Linked DNA regions of Homo sapiens: all the other regions are linked to region 2. Evidence: chromatin contacts called from ENCODE Hi-C or POLR2A ChIA-PET data. All regions are on one chromosome and are shown on one strand. Each heading gives the region's core, a stretch centred on a gene start or an enhancer-like site at or near the end of the contact. The rest is flanking DNA. Distances are from core to core; before and after follow the strand shown. Region 1 holds the start of ADISSP (adipose secreted signaling protein). Region 2 overlaps PANK2 (pantothenate kinase 2). Region 3 has its middle 23 kb from the start of RNF24. Region 4 has its middle 66 kb from the start of SMOX. Region 5 has its middle 36 kb from the start of SMOX.

Region 1 (2,765 bases), core at 184-2,683, 140 kb before region 2:
GAGGTCAGTAGTTGTGGCAGCTTCACATCAACTCAGCTTTAATGTGATTTAATTTCCTTCTCCCTCCAGTGGGCCAAAGGTGCAAAGATAAGTATGGCTGTTCTCTCTCCTTCTAACAGTGAGGTGCTGGGGGTGGGGGTGGGGGAATATGGAGAAGGGACCCTCACCACCCACACCTTCCTGCCTCCCCAACAAGTGCTGCCCTCCTCTGCCCAGCATTCTCCCCACTTTGCCCTCAGCTAGTGGGTGCTTAGCCTCCAGATAGCATGCCCCACCTAGGCCCTGCCCTGGGCCTGTGATCCAGAGGTCCCAAGAAGCAGAGGCCAGGCTGGATCCAGGGGGTCAGCCAAGGTGAGGGTGGGAGCACACAGGATTATCTCCCAGGGACAGGGCTGCTGCCTCGTAGCTCAGGATGGATAGAATGTGGGGGGATATCCAGCTACATTTTCCCTCCACAAAAGACCAGAATGGGAGAGGGATGGGGTGCTGCCCCGACTTTCTTCAACTCCCCGGAGCAGAAAAATGCCCTACCTCCACTTTCCAGTGCCAAGATTCAAGAAGAAAGGCAAGCGGAGACTTCCCTTTCTCAGTCCCTGCTTACTAATGGAAACACGGGTCCAGAACCTAAATCCAGTCCCTCCTCCTTCATACCACCGGGAGGGAGGTGCAGCCCAAGCCCCCGAGGCCCCAAGGGTCCAGGTGTAGGACCCTTTATCCTCTCCGGCAGCCATCCCTGTGGGTGTGGCACCCCCGCCACACCCCATTCTTGTCATCTCAGGGGGAGGGGGGAAATGTAATCGGACATCCCCCCCATCCAATCCATCCTGAGCTGCGAGGCGGCGGCTCTGTCCCTCGGAGATAATCCTGTGCACTCCCCACCTTCACTCACCTCGGCTGACGCAGGAGTCTCCGGAGCCCGCACTCCCAGACATCACTGCCCTCCTTCCTGAGGGTGCTGAGGCTCGGAGGCTCAGAGATGCTACTGGTCCAAGGTCATGCAGCGAGGCAGCGGCAATGAACAGGGTCGTGGGGAGGAGGGGGCGCTGACCCCATTACGCCCCCGCCCTCACTACCGCACTCATGCCCCCGGACAATCGCTTCGCGGAAAACACCCCAGCTGCACCAGCTAACGGTCACTGCGCCCCGGGAACCTGACATCACTCTAGTTCAGGTGCTGGGGAGTCCTCCAGGCCCGGCCCCGACAGCGGAGCCCCCCACCCCAGCCCTGCCATCACGGCCGCTGGGGTCCCAGGCACTGACTGCTCAGGACAGGGCCGGGACCGGGAGGGGACCTCGGCGAACGGGAAGGAACCGGGAGGCAGGGAGCAGAGGGGTGGCCTCACCTTGCGGGGTGCACCCCGGGGCCGGGGAGGGCAGGGACGACCACTGCAGCGGCGGCGGCTGCAGGAGCTCAACGCCGAGCACGAGGAAGGGAGCCCCGCGCCGCGGCCGCCCTCCCGTCGGCACGCCCCCGCCTCCGCCCATTGGTTGATCTGGGAGGGTGGGGCGAGGGACGCTCCGGACCAATGAGCGGGCTCCAAAGAACGGCCAACTGGCGAGGGCCGCCTACGTCACGTGCCAGGGTCGCCGAGGCAGCGCCCTGCTAGTCCGCGCCTGCCGGGCGAGCTCTCGCGAGGAAGACGGGCAGGCGGCCCAACTAGGCCAGGGGCCAGAACCGACCACTCGAAGAGGGAGAAGGAGGGCCTCGGATAGGCCCCGCCCCCGCTCCTTCTTCCGCCTGGGGGATAGCGCCTCTAGCCTTGAACCTTGCTTAGGACGCACCTCCCTTGGGCCCTTCGCTCTCGGGAGGGCTGTCGGGCGCGTCTCGGGGCTGGGTGGAGCTCCCGAAGGTGGCCTTTCTCCCTGGGCTTCCACGCCGGCTTCGGCCATCGATACGGGCCGTGTTGGTCTCGTTCAGGAGCTGAGGAACCCTCCATCACTCCTGTTTCGACCCCAGGGTTTGGACCTCTTCCCCTTCCACCCCATCCCCTGTCTCGAAAGAAGCAACCCCCGTGCGGGCCCGAGACGCGTCCCGGGTGCCTGGCCCGGCCTGGAGAAGCATCAGAACAAAGAAGGCACGCGGGCTGGGGGCTGGGAGAGCCTGTGACGCGCCCCCGGGGACCGCAGCCTCTGCTCCCGGTCTCCATGGAGGCGGTCGCCATGGCAGCGAGATGCGCCTCGCTCAGCACCGCGGGGTGGGATGTGGGCGCCTGCAATGAGCCGAGGAGCGAGAGGCGTGGCCCTCCGGTCTGCGGGGGTTCTTGCCGGTGCTCTCCGCCCGCCGGTTCGCGAACACCCCACCTATACTTCGCCCGTGGGGACGGATTCCCCAAAGTGCCCTCAGTAAGCCGTCCGGAGCACGCAGCGCCTTGCTTCCAACGGAACTAGAGAGACGGCCTGGGCGGCCGAAGGCCAGCCTCCCTTCAGCAGGGCCGGGGTCGCTGCCTTAAAGGAGCCCTCAAGTCTGCCACCCTGTGGCCCATAACCTGTCTGCTGATCTCCAGTCTGCACACTGTTGGCAAATTAATCTTTCTGAGCTCTTGTTTTCATCGCGTCCCTCTCCTGCTCCAAAGCCCTCTGGGACTGCCTCCAGTAGCGCTTCACAAACTTCAGCAGCACTTTGGGTGACTCATGTGCCCTCGCGTTTGAGAGACAGCGCTTACATTGAGAGCTTTTCACATTCTGATCTCAGCCCATCCACTCCTGCCCACTCTACCCACTCCCACCACACTACCTTTAGACCTTGTCTTGAAAGTCTAAAGTTG
Region 2 (2,856 bases), core at 357-2,856:
TAGTAATTTCTACGATTTAGATTGGGAGGGGAAGCATGTACAGATGCTTTTTGACTTACGATGTTTATGCTACATTCCATAAACCCATCAGAAGTTCAAAATACTGTAAATCAGGCTGGGCGCAGTGGTTCACACTTGTAATCCCAGCACTTTGGGAGGCTGACCTGGGTGGACTGCTTGAGCCCAGGAGTTCAAGACCAGCCTGGCAACATGGGGAAACCCTGTTTCTACAAAAAATACAAAAATTAGGTGGGTGTGGTGGCATGCACCTTTAGTCCCAGCTGCTCAGGAGGCTGAGATAGGAGGATTACTTGAGCCCAGGAGGCAGAGGTTGCAGTGAGCTGAGATTGTGGCGTTGCATTCTAGCCTGGGTGACAGTGAGACCTTACCTCAAAAAAGAGAAAAAGAAAATACTGTAAGTCAAAATGCATTTAATATACCCAGCCTATTGAACATCATAGCTTAGCCAAACCTACCTTAAATGTGCTTAGAACCCTTATATTAGCCTACAGTTGGGCAAAATCTTCTAGCATAAAGCTAGATGATTTAATAATGAATAATATAAAAGATAATTATTTTACAATAAAATGTCGAATATCTTGTAATTTATTGAATACTGTACTAAAAATAAAAAAAACAATAAATACTTGAAGTAGAGTTTCTACTGAATGCTTATTGCACCATTGTAAATTTGAAAAATCATTACTTTGAGCCCTCATTAAATTGGGACCTTCCATATGTCTGTGCAGTCCACTTTGATCCAATCTCTTCAGGCCTTTTTTTTCTTTGAGACGGAGTGTCACTCTGTCGCCAGGCTAGAGTGCAGTGGTGCGATCTTGGCTCACTGCAGCTTCTGCCTCATGGGTTCAAGCGATTCTCCTGCCTCAGCCTCCGGAGTAGCTGGGACTACAAGCGCACGCCACCACAGCCAGCTGATTTCTGTATTTTTAGTAGAGATAGTTTCACCATGTTGGCCAGGATGATCTTGGTCTCTTGACCTTGTGATTCACCTGCCTTAGCCTCCCCAAGTGTTGGGATTACAGGCGTGAGCCACCGTGCCCAGCCCTGCCTTTTTTTTTTTTTTTTTTTTTTGAGACAGAGCCTCACTCTGTCGCCCAGGCTGGAGTGCAGTGGTGTGATCTCAGCTCACTGCAGTCTCCACCTCCCAGGTTGAAGCAGTTCTGGTTTAGATTTCCTGAGTAGCTGGTACTACAGGTGCACGTCACCATGCCTGGCTAATTTTTGTTTTAGTAGAGATGGGGTTTTACCATATTGGTCAGGCTGGTCTCAAACTTCTGACCTCAGGTGATCCACCCACCTTGGCCTCCCAAAGTGTTGAAATTACAGGTGTGAGCCACTGCGCTTGGCCTAAAGGACATTTTGGGAACCGGTGTTAATGTCTATTGAAACCTTTTATTTTTGGAATATCAGATTTTGAAAGATAAATTGACCATTGGAGGTTATATGTTACATAGGTTTGGGAATTTCCTGTTTCTAGTTTGCTGCTAAACCAGAACTCTGAAGTCTCAATGTTTTTTTTTAAGCCGATAGGAAAGAGAGATTTTCATTCTGAATCTTTGTTTTTCACAGTTGAGGCTTACGAGTAGTCATCTTGTTATTTTTAAAACACTTCATAGTGCGGTTTGCGCTTGTCTGACAGAATGGTTGGGTTGGCTCAATACTTTGATATTTTTCTTTTTCGTCTTTGCCGTAGTATTTTTTTTTTAAGTTATGCATCTAAATCAAGACAGAATCACATTTCTTTGCCCCAAAACCCTTTTGCCTAGAATTATGTTCTTTGGAAACCCTAGCGTTTGAAATAAGTTGCTACTGTGGTAAGGGTAAATTTAATTTTCAGAAAAAAGCTGTTCTGACTTATTTTTCTTCCCCATTTAGTTTTTCCATGGTTTGGACTGGATATCGGTGGAACTCTGGTCAAGCTGGTATATTTTGAACCCAAAGACATCACTGCTGAAGAAGAAGAGGAAGAAGTGGAAAGTCTTAAAAGCATTCGGAAGTACCTGACCTCCAATGTGGCTTATGGGTCTACAGGCATTCGGGACGTGCACCTCGAGCTGAAGGACCTGACTCTGTGTGGACGCAAAGGCAATCTGCACTTTATACGCTTTCCCACTCATGACATGCCTGCTTTTATTCAAATGGGCAGAGATAAAAACTTCTCGAGTCTCCACACTGTCTTTTGTGCCACTGGAGGTGGAGCGTACAAATTTGAGCAGGATTTTCTCACAGTATGCATTTTTTAGCTTATATACAATTTATGGTAATTTGATTGTTAAAAATAATGCCAGTAGCAAGTGGTGAAATAATTTCCATCTCTAATGGAACTTGAATTTTCTTGAGTCAAATGAAGATTAAAGGTACGCTAGTGATAGGAGTTGGCCATCTAGAGGTGGTTGTCTAGTTCAGATGTATGGACGACAATCAGAACCACTAAAAGGGTAGCATTTTATTGCTCCTTTAGTATGAAAAATTAGGGCATCTGCTATACGTTGAGGAAGAAACTACCTAAAAGGAACATCATTAGATCATGAACAATGAGATTGAAATATAATTAAAATCATTTCATGTCATAAAATTGTTTTCAGTCTTGTCTACCACATAATTTCTCTTGTCTCCCTCAGTTGTTTGCTGGCATGTTCACTAACTGAAAAAAATAAGGAACTCTGGTCAAAAGTGGTGTTTTCAGGCTCAGGGCTGGTCTGAGATGGGTGACTGCAGAGCCCTCCTCTCCCAGAATGCTTTCTGATGTGTTCTGTGCTGCACACTTAACTGGAGTCTCGCCACCATGTCTGGCCCCTGGGGAATGCTGCCAGGCGCTCTATCTTGCTTTCATTG
Region 3 (2,700 bases), core at 34-2,533, 130 kb after region 2:
AGTGGCTTATGCCTGTAATTCTAGCACATGGGGAGGCTGAGATGGGAGGATTGCTTGAGATCAGGAGTTTGAGACCAGCCTGGTCAATAGAGTGAGACTTCATCTCTATTGTTATAAAGAATAAAACAAAATTTAAAATAAATAAATTTTAAAAACGTTTTAAGAAGGAAAAAATATAAAAGTGGAGAAATCCGGTAAATACCACCCTAATCAAGTGATCAAGGTTAGTATTACTAGTAATAATTGATACTGACATTAGGTACTCCCTGATGTGATGCCTTGAGTTGAGCACAGTATCATCTCTTACATCAATCTCATCATGATAAAACACTAGACAAACCCAGACTGAGATGGGGTTCCACAGACTCCTACTCAGGTGTCAGAATTAGAACCCAGAGCCCATCATCTTTCCACTCTGGGCAGGAAAGGTATGGAGGCCAAGGGTAGGGGGATGCCTCCTTTCTGGAGGGAGGCACTGCTGACTGAACGTGTACCCACCTCAGTACGTGGGACTCATGACTACAGTGTGCTCTGTAACTAGAAACTACATCTCTTTGCCTGAGGGCATTCTCCAAAGCACAAAGGTGGTTCTGTCTGTGCTGGCCTTCCCACTCCTTTTTTTTTTTTTTTTTTTGAGATGGAGTCTTGCTCTGTCGCCCAGGCTGGAGTGCAGTGGCATGATCTCGGCTCACTGCAACCTCCGCCTCCCGGGTTCAAGTGATTCCCCTGCCTCATCCTCCCGAGTAGCTGGGGACTACAGGCATGTGCCACAATGCCCGACTAATTTTTGTATTTTTTGGCGGAGACTGGGTTTCACCATGTTGCCCAGGTTGGTCTTGAACTGACCTCAAGTGATCCGCCCGCCTTGGCTGGTATTACAGGCTCTTGAGATTCTTAAACACATCACATCATAAAGTCCCTTGTGCCATGTGAGGTAATATACTCACAGCTTCTGGAGATTAGGATGTGGGCATCTTGAAGGGTATCATTATTCTGTCCACCACATGCCCATGGTCCAGGGTTCAGAATAAAAGGGGCTCTGAGTTGGCAACATCTGCCCAGAGGAAGCCAGTGCTGTGAGAAGGGGAAGGTGGTACAAGGGGCTATAAACTAAAATGCAGAAATACAGAGGAAGACATATTTCAGTGGTTACATAGCATGTGGTGTGTGTATGCGTGACTGTGTGTGTTTGTGTGCATGTGCGTGTGTGTCTGGGGGAAGGAGGTAGAGGAAGTGAGATGATGGTGACAGTGACAGCAGCTTGGAGAAGACAGGGGGGTGGGTCTACTTCTGAGGAAGTCCTTGGCTGAGGTAGGGCCGCAGAGAGGCAGGGTGAGGGTGGAGCCTGTGGTTTCAGAGAGGAGTTTTAATGGCTGCCAAGAATGTGCACATGAAGCCGAAAGGGAGTGCGGCCTGGAGCTGCAGTCAGCCCAGAGGGCGGGTGGAGCCTGTCCCAGGGCACTAGGATCGCAGAGAACGACAGGAGGGAGCAGGGCTCTGTGAGCAGGGAGAGGAAAAAGAGAGAAACTAGGTTTGTGATGGAAAATGGGCTATGGTTTCATAATTGGAAGTGCCTGTGGGCAATGAGTATAAATGGAGGGTTTGGTAACACTTGGGGAAAAATTATTAATTTGGAACTTCTATAAAGCCTTTTGTCTCCTATTAAAAATCCTGTGGGTACCAAGTGAATTTCATCATTTAATTCTCTCAATAAACAATGAACTGCTACTTTGCATGGGACAACATTCTCTGGAGATGCATACAGTGAACAAACAAGGTGAATGAATGGACTCAGGGAATTAGGTGTCACAGGCATAGAAAGGCAAGGAGATGAAGGAGTAAGTCAGCAAGAGGATGATGGAGGCAGAATCAGCTTTCCCCAGCAGGGGATGACACGGGGTTTTCGATATCACCTGCCCGGGGAGGCTTGCCCATTTCCACTCTCCAGCCCACCTGCCCAGGGGATAGGCTTTGAAATGTATATTCCCTACTGTCCGCCTCCTTGGAGCCATTCCTTCATTTCTTCCTTCCTCCTCTTCCTCTCCCCTTGTCTTCCTTTGCCTTGGAGCTTGGGAGGCTCCAGGCAAGAAGAGGGGGACTGCGGCATCTTTCTCTTGCTTCCCTCTCTTCTTTCTACCCTTTGGATCCCATTCAAAACAGATAAATAGAGGTCCACTGTGGGCCTGGAATCATGCAGGGGTTACAAGACGGGGGACTCCCATGACCAAGCGTGATTCTCCAGCAAGGGGATTTCTGGGAGCCCTTAGCAGCTGACACATGCAGCAGCTGGGCCAGGGGTGGACCAGCCTGTTAAGGGGATCTGTGTGGGGCACCAGTATCCTCTACTATAGCAAGGATGTGGAGTAGCAGATAATCTCACACCCTGCTATAGATTGGAATAAAACTTTAGAAAGCAATTTGCTAATATTGTATAGAGAGGAAGACACACATGGCCTGTGACCCAGCAATTCCACTTCCAGTCACATACCCAAGAGAAACTTTGCATGTGCATGAGGAGACAAGGAATGTTCATTGCAGCATAATTTGAAAAAACAAAAGCTGGAAATAAATGAAATGTGCATCTTATAGGAAGTTGGATCTATTCACGTAATGGAATACAGCAGGTAAAATAAACAAGATTTATGAGTATCATCAGAGATAACTCTAAAAGCATGATGTTGAGTGAAAAAAGCATGCTAC
Region 4 (2,890 bases), core at 117-2,616, 180 kb after region 2:
TTACTGGATATAGAATTCTGGGTTGAGAGTTCCTTTTTTTCTTTTCAGCACTAGAAAAGAAATGTGCCACTCTCTTCTGGACTTTAGGGTTTCTGATAAGAAATCTGACGTCTTTCCAATTATTTTTCTCCTGTAGGCAATGCGTCATTTCTCTCTGCTTTCAAGACTTTTTTTTTTTTTTTTGGCTTTAGTTTTTAGAAGTTTGGCCAAGATATGTTTTGATTTGAACTTCTTGGGGTTTATCCTGTTTGAGTTTCACTTAGCTTCCTGAATCTGTCGGTTCATGTCTTTTGTCAAATTTGGGACATTTTTAGCCATTATTTCTTCAAATACTTTTTCAAATGTAGATCCTTTCACCTCTCCACCTGGGTCTCTAGTGACACAAATGTTAGATCTTTTGTTACAGCCTCACAAGTCTCTTGGGTTCTGTTCATTTTTTTCTCTACTATTTTCTCTCTGTTGCTTGGATTGGGTAATCTTATTGTTCTATTTTCAAGTTCACTAATTCTTTATGCTGTCATCTCTATTTTGCTGTTCAATCCATCCATTGAATTTTAAATTTTGTTGATGTATATTTTGGTTCTAAAATTTCCATTTAGTTCTTTTTTTTTTTTTGAGAAGGAGTCTTGGTCTGTCGCCCAGGCTGGAGTGCAGTGGCGCAAACATCTCGGCTCACTGCAAGCTCCACCTCCTGGGTTTAAGGGATTCTTCTGTCTCAGCCTCTTGAGTACCTGGGATTAGAGGCAGGCACCCCCACGCCTGGCTAATTTTTGTATTTTTAGTAGAGATGGGGTTTCCACCATGTTGGCCAGGCTGGTCTTGAGCCCCTGACCTCAAATGATCCACCCGTCTCAGCCTCCCAAAGTGTTGGGATTACAGGCATGAGCCACTGTGCCTGGCCTCCATTTGGTTCTTTTTTATGTCTCCTGTTTCTTTGCTGAGACCCACGACTTTCTGTTCCTTTGCTGAGACTTTCTATTTTTGTGTGTTTTTTTCAAGGGTTTGTAGTTGCTCATTGAAGCATTTTCATGATGGCTGCTTTGAAATTCTTGTCAGACAATTCTAATATCCATGTCACCTAGGCACTGGTGTCTGTTGATTATTTTTCCTAATTCAATTTGAGGTTTTCTTGGTTCTTGGTTTGATGAGTCATTTTCAACGGAAACCTCAACATTTTGAGTTTCTGTTGTGAGACCTTGGAGCTTCTTTAAATCTGATTTAGCAGAGGCCTCCTCTGACTTGCTCTAGGGAAAGGGGCTGCTACTTTGTTCCTGTCAGGTGAGGTGAAGGTCCAGGTTCCCCACTCTGCCTCTGTTGACAGTCAGGGTCAGGGAAGGAGCGCCTCATCACTGTTGGGCAGTGGGTAGGGTTCAGGCTTCCTACTAGGTCTCCATCGACAACACCCTGGCTGGGAGGGGCAGAGTTCCCTTGTCACTGCTTCACATGTGACCTCCACTGATACTGTGGGGAAGCAGGATAGCCTTGTTACCGTTTGGCAGTTGCGAAAGTCCTGAGTCTCCACCAGGCTTCCTCTGAGACCACTGGAGAGGGGGCGGGGGAGAGGAGGGGGGCGGGGGAGAGGAGGGGGGCGGGGGAGAGGAGGGGGGCGGGGGAGAGGAGGAGGGCGGGGGAGAGGAGGAGGGCGGGGGAGAGGAGGAGGGGTGCTCCGTTACCACCAGCTGGGAATGAAAGTCCAGGCTTCCCATGTGGTCTCCACTGACACCCCTGGGAAGGGAGACCTCATTGCTGCCCAGCGGGATAAAAGTCCTGGCTTCCCACCCAGCTTTTTCTGACACTAGCCTGGCCAGGGGGAAGGAGATTGAAACCTCATGATAGCCTGAAGCCGTGAAGTCCAGCCTGAGCCTAGCCATGAAGCCGAGGCTCCCCACTCAGCCTTTGATGGTGCGGGTGGGGGTGGGGTCTTACATTTTTTCCTATGGTATTTGGCTGGCACAGAACGATCATTGTCTAAAAGTTTTCTGTTTTGCTAGGCCACTCCATCTTGGTCCTTTGGCAAGCAGAGCAGGATTTTCTTGGGCTTTTGTGGGGCATCTATTCCCATTGTTGTTTCCAGAATGCTGGCTTCTTTGCACACTGTCTGGGATATATGAGCCAAAAAGATAAACCCAGAGAACTCATTGCTGTGTCATTCCCTAGGCCCCAAAGTCCCTAGCTGGTTTGCCTTCTTCTCTCTGCTTTCAGATGCTTGTTTTATAGGCAGTATCTAGGGTTTTTAGCCATATTTACTGGAAAGAATAGGAAAAAACACATCTACTCCATATTTCTGAGAGTTGAGGTGTCATAGGTTGATTTAACCATGCCACTGATGCCTTTAGCTCTATCTGCCATGCAGCAGGTATCTTCTAGGTCCTTCATGGGGACCAGGCACTAGTTGAGGCCAAAGAGGAGACAAAGACTGACTCTGACTTCAGGAGCTCACAGTTTTGCGGGAACACAGGACTTTGCCCCAGGTAAGCTTGGATAGTGAAGAATAAGATGCTATAGAGGAAGGAATTACTTGAATGGCCTGGTTGGGGAGAGCTTCCTGGGAGGGTGAAAGTGGAGATAGAGTATTTTGGTAAATTTTAGAGAGGAGCTGCAGGAAGTACAGGTGCCAGGAGAGGAGCAGAGGTCCAGAGGGGTAAGTAGGGATGGCAGGAGGCAGCAGGGAGAGAGCTTGCCTGGTTGGGCCCTCAGGTGAAGCGAATGAGCCTGAAGGACACCATGCACAGGGGCTTGACAGTAGTATCTTCAGAACAGGAATCTGGGGATCAACTGTGACATGGCAATTGTGTGGGTGAGCAAAGATGGTGGCCTGGCCAGTGCAGTGGCTATGGGGTGGAGAGGAGAGAACAGGATCAAGAGGCATTTAGAAGGTAGAACTGATGGG
Region 5 (2,700 bases), core at 114-2,613, 210 kb after region 2:
CAGGCCAGAGCCCACTCCCAATCTCCTTGGAGAACACCACAGAAGAAGTGGGGACCCTCCCCCAGGCCCCCCAAACACACCCACCGGGTACTCCATCCTCAGGGAATTGGGCACCAGGGGCCTACACATTGTGTCTTTTTCTCCTTCAGCTTCGGGGCTTGATGGAGGTAAGACAGTCAGCCAGAGAGGCTCATCCCCACACAGGCCCCCGGTGACCAGGTAACTAGGTAACCAGACAAGTATACAATTAGACAACTAGGCAACCAGATAACCAGACGACAGGCAACCAAACAACTAGATAACCAGGCAACCAGGCAAGCCGACAAGTAGGCAGCATTCTCTGAGGGGGACATCCGCTGGCTCTGCTGGTCAACCTTCCCTCTATCTTTTCCTGGCAGCAGATTTTCCCTTAGGGAGCTTGTCCTCCTTCCCTACTCAGGGGAGGCACCTGTGACCTCTGCCTAAGCCAGTCAGCCAGTCAGGCTTACCCAAAGCTGATTCTGGAACTTGACTAACCTAGAAGAGGCTGTTTCTTGCTGGACCTGCAGAGAGGAAGTGAGGTCTGAAGCTGTGCCACCCTTTTAAATCTAAGACAGGAGCCAACCTGAAAGAGGCAAGGCTGGGAGATGGGGAGACATCATTTGAGCCTTGATTGAACCATTCCTGAAGCTGCTGCCTTGGCGCCTTTAAGTTTTATGAACCAGTGAATTCTCTTTTTGCTGAAGCCACTTCACGCAGTGTTCCTTTCTTTGCAAAAGGAAGAACCCTGGCTGGGATGAGAGTCCCTGAAACTTTGCTCCACTGACCTGCTGCTAGGAGTGAGGCCCCTCCCTGCTTGTGATAGTCTTCCTGGAGCACCACCCAGGGCATTGGTCAGGAGGCTTGGGCTCAAATCTGGGACTGCTTTTAATGAGTTGTGTCAATGGACATGTCCCTTCAGCTCTCGGGGCCTTGGGCTTCTCACAAATAGCCATGCCTTTCTGCCCTACTTTAGCTGTGAATGGGGCTGAATGTTAGTACCATTTCCTGGGAGCCGTTGGTGTGGTATGGAGGTCAGGAACATGGCTGACTCAAATCTGGCTTTCAGAGTCTGATAACCAATTGCTCCAGGGTGTGTAGCCAGGGCTTTCCTGCTGCTCTCTTCTTCATTTGGGGAAGTCTCTGGCTCCCAGCCAGGGTCAGAGCCCAATGCTGTGGCAGCTAAGCCTTCTTCTCCATTCCTGGCTTGCTCACGGGAGGCACCTGTGACCTCCACCTAAGCCAATCAGCCAGTTAGGCTTACCCAAAACTAATTCTGGAACTTGACTAACCTAGAAAAGGCTGTTTCTTGCTGGACCTGCAGAGAGGAAGTGAGGTCTGGAGCTGCGCCACCCTTTCAAATCTGGGACAGGAGCCAACCTGAAAGAGGCAAGGCTGGGAGATGGAGAGACATTATTTGAGCCTCGATCGAACCATTCCTGAAGCTGCTGCCTTGGAGCCTTTAAGTTTTATGAACCAATGAATTCCCTTTTTGCTTAAGCCAGTTCTTTATTTCTTTGGGCCCTATCTCTGCCTCAAATCAGTGTACAGGAGGCTTCAGCACATCATTTTAACAATGATTTTATCAGGAAATTCCCATCTGTGCTCATAACTCAGCCTTTAATTGGTGGAAATTACCGGTCCCATATGCTTAGAGCTGTGGTTTTCAAAATGTGAGCTCCAGACCAACAGAACCAGCAATTACTTGGGAACTGGTTAGAAATGCAAATTTTCGGGCCGCATTCTATACCTGCTGAATCAGAAACTCTCGGGGTGCCCCCAGCAATGTGTGGTTTAAGAAGTCTGCCGGGTGATTCTGATTCTCACTCAAGTGTGCGAACCACCTGCTTGGAGCTTTTGCTGGTTCAAAAGGTGCACATAGAGGATGATCTGGCACTGCCTGGATCTCCTTTGGCTGCAGATGGGCTGTTCCCCAGCAGCAGCGAATGAGTATTTGCTGCTAACGGCTTCCAGCTGTTCCTTCTCCCTGCACTAAATCTGCCTTCCACGGGCCATGGCCAGTGCCTGATGGGCATGGGGGTATACCAGGCTGGTCTCTTTGTCCAGTGGACCAGAGAGGGACACTCCAATGTGAATTACTTTCTAGCCCCTCTGTGAATTAGGCCAGAGCTAGACTTTAAATGCTCAAGTCACTGCTTCTTCCAAACGCCTAGCTGTTTTTGGGACCACAGGTGTGAGTTACCGTACAACACCCTGGTGAAAAAAAAAGTCACTTGGCTTTGCAAAATTAAAATAAGCGTGCTTGATTGCTTGATTATCCTCCTCTGCAGGCTGGTTTTAAAGTCAACCAGGAGAGCCTCTGACTGTCATCTGGTTTGCAGGTCCTGGTGGCCATCAGCTGTGATTGGGTCATTCTCCTCTTTGTATCAAAGAATCAACACTTCCACCCCTTGGCCCAGACCTCACAGGGACATGTTTCATGGTAGCCTAAGAGATACAAAAAACTTGTCAACTGCTTTCTTCCTCTGACTGCCCTTCCTGAGAAGGGAGAAGGGAAAAATATTTACTTTTTGTTCTCAATTATCAAAGAGAAAGGCAAGATGCCAGTTACTTTCCCAGTTAATTTCTGAGGGGTAACAGAAAGTTTGGCGAGTGTGTTTGTGTGACTGTGTGTTTGTGTGTGTGGCTGTATGTTGGGTGTTGGGGTGTGTTTGCTTGTTT

What was found. Hi-C counts contacts between places; a loop is a spot of excess contacts on that map. ChIA-PET counts read pairs that join two places held with the same protein, here RNA polymerase II (POLR2A). Pooled maps may share reads with other maps.
Region 1: a loop to region 2 is called in a pooled map, with 5 times the contacts of the local background. The contact joins the promoter of ADISSP here to the enhancer-like site in region 2. A Hi-C loop is called at or near these places in 6 of 50 pooled maps. POLR2A ChIA-PET finds 5 or more read pairs at or near these places in 9 of 52 experiments (A549, GM12878, H1 and 6 more).
Region 3: a pooled map shows a loop between it and region 2 (6-fold over the local background). The contact joins two enhancer-like sites. A Hi-C loop is called at or near these places in 8 of 50 pooled maps. POLR2A ChIA-PET finds 5 or more read pairs at or near these places in 6 of 52 experiments (CD4-positive, alpha-beta memory T cell, HEK293, HEK293T and 3 more).
Region 4: a loop to region 2 is called in a map of naive thymus-derived CD4-positive, alpha-beta T cell, with 4 times the contacts of the local background. The contact joins two enhancer-like sites. A Hi-C loop is called at or near these places in 18 of 168 maps with a recorded cell type or tissue (A673, CD14-positive monocyte, CD4-positive, alpha-beta T cell and 12 more), 11 of 37 single-sample maps with no recorded cell type and 17 of 50 pooled maps. POLR2A ChIA-PET finds 5 or more read pairs at or near these places in 9 of 52 experiments (BJ, CD4-positive, alpha-beta T cell, H1 and 4 more).
Region 5: a loop to region 2 is called in a pooled map, with 3 times the contacts of the local background. The contact joins two enhancer-like sites. A Hi-C loop is called at or near these places in 2 of 50 pooled maps. POLR2A ChIA-PET finds 5 or more read pairs at or near these places in 3 of 52 experiments (K562, MCF 10A and activated naive CD4-positive, alpha-beta T cell).

Annotation. Positions count from the first base shown.
Region 1 is chr20:3,766,320-3,769,084 of GRCh38, forward strand. It overlaps ADISSP (adipose secreted signaling protein), which reads right to left and starts at 1,434. Exons shown (of 6, transcript NM_001258429.2): 1 at 1,344-1,434. RefSeq lists enhancers at 579-1,343, 1,471-2,057, 2,719-2,765 and a silencer at 1,329-1,568.
Region 2 is chr20:3,906,030-3,908,885 of GRCh38, forward strand. PANK2 (pantothenate kinase 2) reads left to right here. Exons shown (of 7, transcript NM_001386393.1): 2 at 1,897-2,249. Among named protein-coding and RNA genes, the nearest start is that of MIR103A2, 10 kb to the right of the region's middle. RefSeq lists an enhancer at 709-788. Within about 2 kb of position 1,607, at least 9 of the 41 ENCODE cell types and tissues checked have a DNase peak (open chromatin) inside an H3K27ac peak, as active enhancers do; they include CD4-positive, alpha-beta T cell and GM12878, where a contact is called at or near this core.
Region 3 is chr20:4,036,933-4,039,632 of GRCh38, forward strand. No RefSeq gene overlaps it. Among named protein-coding and RNA genes, the nearest start is that of RNF24, 23 kb to the left of the region's middle. RefSeq lists an enhancer at 1,012-1,061. Within about 2 kb of position 1,284, at least 14 of the 41 ENCODE cell types and tissues checked have a DNase peak (open chromatin) inside an H3K27ac peak, as active enhancers do.
Region 4 is chr20:4,081,530-4,084,419 of GRCh38, forward strand. No RefSeq gene overlaps it. Among named protein-coding and RNA genes, the nearest start is that of SMOX, 66 kb to the right of the region's middle. RefSeq lists enhancers at 708-907, 821-1,322, 1,323-1,822 and a cis regulatory region at 1,192-1,889. Within about 2 kb of position 1,367, at least 24 of the 41 ENCODE cell types and tissues checked have a DNase peak (open chromatin) inside an H3K27ac peak, as active enhancers do; they include CD4-positive, alpha-beta T cell, where a contact is called at or near this core.
Region 5 is chr20:4,111,373-4,114,072 of GRCh38, forward strand. No RefSeq gene overlaps it. Among named protein-coding and RNA genes, the nearest start is that of SMOX, 36 kb to the right of the region's middle. Within about 2 kb of position 1,364, at least 5 of the 41 ENCODE cell types and tissues checked have a DNase peak (open chromatin) inside an H3K27ac peak, as active enhancers do.